Linked DNA regions of Mus musculus: region 2 is linked to region 1. Evidence: chromatin loops called from intact Hi-C (ENCODE). Cell type or tissue: heart. All regions are shown on one strand.

What was found. Peaks named below come from ENCODE experiments on the same cell type or tissue, not always from the same donor. Only the 100,000 strongest peaks of a DNase experiment are listed, where the experiment ranks them.
Region 2: it touches region 1 in a loop (2.3-fold over the local background); 2 of 42 quality-filtered maps call a loop at or near these places.

What each region holds. Positions count from the first base shown.
Region 1 is chr9:71,931,475-71,933,974 of GRCm38, forward strand. All of the region lies in intron 6 of Tcf12 (transcription factor 12), which reads right to left. Among named protein-coding and RNA genes, the nearest start is that of Cgnl1, 160 kb to the left of the region's middle. In heart, no CTCF peak of the experiment used is centred here; no DNase peak of the experiment used is centred here.
Region 2 is chr9:72,110,710-72,113,209 of GRCm38, forward strand. Tcf12 (transcription factor 12) reads right to left here and starts at 1,110. Exons shown (of 21, transcript NM_011544.3): 1 at 867-1,110; 2 at 29-125. The coding sequence starts at 103. In heart, no CTCF peak of the experiment used is centred here; DNase peaks (open chromatin) are centred at 62, 612 and 1,172; H3K4me3 peaks cover 2,035 bases; H3K27ac peaks cover 1,812 bases.

The DNA.
Region 1 (2,500 bases):
TCTGAGAACAAAGCATTGTGAATGAGTAATCAATAGAACTGCAGACAACGAGCCGTTAATTACGACCCTCACAAGCGTTTTGTCTAAGACACGATTTCATTAAATGCTTTGTGTAACCTGCACAGCTTCGAGCCATTACCAACACTTTGGACAGTATATTAATTCAGGGTGGGGGCTGGGAAAGGAGCATGCACAGAAAACTGTAACAGAAACCCCACTGCTTCAAATGTCCTCCCGGGTCAGTAATACACTAGTTACAACTAGCCAGGTTCTTTAACATGTATAAATCTTATTTTCCCAATACAAATTCTGGAAATTTTAATTATCATTGTCTATGCTTTTAAATGTCATACAGGTTTGAGAAGATAATGACAGTTATCCTGTCACAGCAATTCTCCCATTTCCGGCTTAAAGAGAAATAAACTTAACCTACATGTGATTGAGTTTCTAAAGCATGTTAAGTGAACAGCTCAAATTTTAAAAAATTTCCTTAAGTATAAGCAGCAAAGAGAAATTTTATTATCTTAGTAGTTAATTCTTAATGAAAAGTTTCACCCTTTTCCCCAAATTTTATACCAGCCAATGAAAATTTATCAGAGTAAAATATGTAAGTTGCATATCAATTATGAAAAATTTCTTGAAGGGCATGGGATATGTTGCAAGTGCCTGCCAAGCAGGAGAAAGAACAAAAAATACTTCCTAGAAAAAAAGCTGCATGAAGAAGATAAGCTAGATAGTCATCTGAATATATTAAGTATTTAAGTAATTACAAACATGACAACTTTTTAAAAAGTTTTTTTTTCTTTTTTTTAAACAGTTGTGGAAGGTATCCCCACTTCCAAAAGACTACTACAGGGATTTAAAAAAGACATACTTAAGTAGGGTTGCTAGTGATCTTACTTTTGATGTGTTGGCCCATGCTGTATCCCAGGAACTGGGATCTCAGAGAGCAGGTTTAATGGTTCTAGCCAACCCATACTAAAGAATGAGAGACCCTGGAACAACTCCCTAACTCCTGAAGACACCTCTTCTCAAGTAACAACTTTTTCCTGAATATTTGAATTTAGAAACCTTCTGTTAAAAAGAGCCCTGTGATATATTCCTAGGAGCACAATAGTATTCTGAGAAAACTCTTCAAAGCTTTTATGTGAAACCGATTTTCACTAAGTATTCCTGAGGGTAACACCTAATCCAATCTGGTGTTAGGCATGCAGTTAACGAATCCACACCTGGACAGCTTCAAGACTCTGATTATTATTCTGGGAAATTTCATATTTACATGAACAGAGAAGAAGTACAATAAACCTTGTTCTAGTAGCCCAGTTTCAACAGTTGATAACACCAAGCTATTGCTTGTAACAGTACATCTTGATTGTCAATTTGACTGGATTAAAAATCACCATTAAACACATTCTTGGATATCTATGATATTGTTTCTATAAAGAATTAACTGAAAAGGGAGAATCCACCTTGAATGTGGGGAGCAACAATCCATGAGCCAATATTCTATATTGAATAAAAAGGAGAAAGTGGGCCGGAGAGATGGCTCAGAGCACTGGCTGCTCTCTTCCAGAGGTTCTGAGTTCAACTCCCAGCAACTACATGGTGGTTCATAACTATCTATATAATGTAATCTGGTGCCCTCTTCTGCAGCAGAACACTGTACACATAATAAGCAAGCAAGAAAGTAAACAAACAAACAAATCTATCTTATACAAGGAAAAGAGAAAGTGACCTGAGTACTAGCATTCATCCTTCTCTGCTTCCTAACTGGATATCATGACCTGCTCCATACTTCTGCCATGCCTTCCTCTTCAGGATGGAAGGTACTCTTACTTGTGCGCCAAATATATCTTCTCCTTTAAGTTGCTACTTGTATGGTATTTGATCACAGCAATGAGAAAAGTCACTAAAAAATAGACTATTTACTTTGCTATTTCCAAGTGTTCAAAACTGACAATAATCTTTGAGACTATAATAATCATTTATTATGTAAGATTTACTGTACAAGTTTTTGTATGTTCCAAGTCCTTAATCTATATACGACAGCACAACTGTCAATTTTTAGAGTCAACAGGAACAGTAGGTGAAGGATTTTCCTTGACAAGAAACTTGCAAAAATCTAATTCTCATTGGTGGAAAATTATAACTGTTTATTACCTGATACATTAAGGTTCCCCTCCCACAGAATTTGTTTTACTATGCTCTAAACTCATAAATCCAGATTAAATTACATGGTTCAGATCTTAACATTTTTTTCTAACTACTTTATGCTTTATGCTACTTTAAGAGAGCACTCCCACAGCAGAAGCTGAACTTTGTTCTAAGAGATAGCTGTGCCTTCCCCATCCTTCTTAGCCTCCAATCCTCCAATCACCAATCTAACTATCCAGTCCTCAAAAGAGAACACTGCAGCCCGTGAGCAGTGAAGTCCAACACTCTCTGTGACATAGCCTCCTGCCTATACCAATGCCACCTTCCTTCCTACTTCACTTGCTCT
Region 2 (2,500 bases), 180 kb after region 1:
CCCAAGATGCGGAGGAAAGCTCTCATACCGCACTGAAGTCCAGCAGGTCGCTCAGCTCCTTGTCGGTCCCTATCGCGGCCATGCGCTGCTGCTGGGGATTCATCTTCAGCCACTTCTAGCAGGTCCTAAGGCAGAGAAGACAGGCTGAGCCGCGGACACCCGGACGCTCGACGTGAGAAGGAGAGAGAGGGAGAGAGAGAGAGAGAGAGAGAGAGAGAGAGAGAGAGAGAGAGAGAGAGAGAGAGAGAGAGAGGCAGCGCTCGGGGTGGGGGGCGCCGAGCGACACGCCAGATCCCCACGCATACCCGAAGGACAGTGACGGAAGCCGCTCCGACACGGGAGCCCACGCGTGGCTCCGTGGCTCCCGCAAGTTTCCAAGGTGGCTCGGCTTCGGGGTGCCCCCGGGGAGGAGTACGGAGCGAGCCCGCGCCCAGCGAGGGAGCGAGAAAGCGGCGGCGACCCGGAGACCAAGTGACTCACTCGCTCAGCAACAATAGAGCTGACAAGTTGCGGGGAGCGCGCCGCTCGCAGGCCCGCGTCTGCGGCCCGGACGTCCCCAGCGGGGGTCCCCGGCTTGGTTGAGAGCGCCCCACGCGCGTCCGCGCCCCGCAAACTCCCGCCCGGCCTCCACCTCCCACTTGGGCCGCCCTGCCCCGGACTCGCGGAACAATGAGGCGGGCTCGGCGGCTCCCCGGCCCCGAGCGCCGAGCCCCGAGCGCCGCGCAGGCCGAGCGCCGCTGCCCGGGCCTGGACCCCGCAGCTCGCGCCTCCGCCCCGCCGCGCGCCGCAACTTGGACGCGGCCCCGGGCTCCGCGCCGTACAAAGGGACCTGAGTTCCGCACGTCCCGCCCGCCGCCCGCGGTTACCTGCCGCCCGGGCTCCGCATCCAACCTTCCCGATTAAAGTTCACTTTGGCCGGGAGCGCGGGCTCAGGCTTTCCCCCTCCCCACGCGCCGCCGGCGGCTGCGTTGCCTCGGGCCCCCGCGAGTGCTTGAGTCGGCGCGACTCGGGCGGCTCTCGGGCTTAGCCGCCCGTGGCTCCCCGGGCGGGCTGGCTGTCCCCCCGATAGAACTTGTGGGTCTCCTCAGGCGGACATTTTTTTTTTTTTCCGCTGAGGCGGCCTCAGCACCGAGCTCCGCTCGCCTCCGGATCCCTCCGCGCCTCAAGCGCGTCGGCTTAACCCCTCGCTGCCCGGCGCGCTCCCGCCTCCCGCGCCGAGGAAGTGGGACCGCGGAGGGGGCGGGGAGGCACGGGGCGGGGCGGAGCGGCGGACGGACAAAGCCCACGGCGGGCGGCGGCCGTCTCCTCAAGCTCACTGCGCCCCGAAGTGCCGCGACGGGGACGCAGCTGGGCAGCATCTGGATCTGCCACCCGCAGCCATTCCGGAGCTCAGCCACGCCGGACGCGGGAGGCGAGGCCGGCTGTGGAGCCGCAGCTGTGGTGGGCGGACTCTGTGGGAAAAGCGCAAAGCCCCTCACGCCGCGCTCATCAGCTTGCTCACCTGAGCGTGCCGTCCCACCTGAGCCCCGCGCTGCAACACCAAGTTCTGGGAAAGGATTGCGCCTGGCCTTTGCTGTAACCAGAGAGACAGCCCCAGGAAGTTAAGTCTTGATGAGCAAGTTCCGAACTTGGCCTGAAGAAGCCCCAAAGAAAAAGGGGAAAAATTCGGCCTTGGAAGTTAAGGTTTACTTGAGGGGAAGCTAAGGTGATTGTGTTGAGGTCTGCGAGCACAGAGAAGACCAGCCAGGCCCAAGCAGAAGAAACACTCGAGACAAGCATCCAAAGAAACGAATTGAAGACAGTGGCCAACTCTTGAGTATCCTGACTGTAAGAAGGAGCCGTTGGCCTCAGAAGTTCATATAAAGAAGATAGTTAAATGTGCCATTGCTGTACTTACTGCAACCAGAGCTGTCCAACCAGAGAAGCAAATTAAGGTTTATATGTGGGACCTCCGTATAGACCATTCCAGAACTAATGGTAGCCTACTCACCCCCAAAGCCAGTCCCACTTAGGTACATACATGCTTTGGCAACTTGTGGAGTGTGTCTCCATCCTAAACAAAGTAGCATGATTTCACCTAAAAAATGATAACGATCCCGTTTCCAACTAAGACTAGCGGATGGTTAACCCACATACAAATAGGCAATTTGCTGAAGTCTTTGAGAACATTTTTGCAAATGCTATAAAAAAAAAAAATGAATGTCATCTTCCAAACTCAAGATCTAGCCAGAGTAAATCAAACAGACAAGAAGAAAGTCTTCGCAAGGAGAGATCTGATCTTTGATGATGTTTCCAATATAAATCAAACAGTTCTGAGCCAAGTCTAGCATCATTGATTAAATGAACAGGGTTTGGTTATCCGTAATTTGGTGTATACAAAAGTGAGGCAAAAAGCAGTCACAGAACAACCAGGAAATTTGATTAGGTAACTGGTAAAGCCATATTTCTGTGGTACAATCTCTAGGGAAGATGCTGAGGTTTGGTCTTCTGCTATGCATTG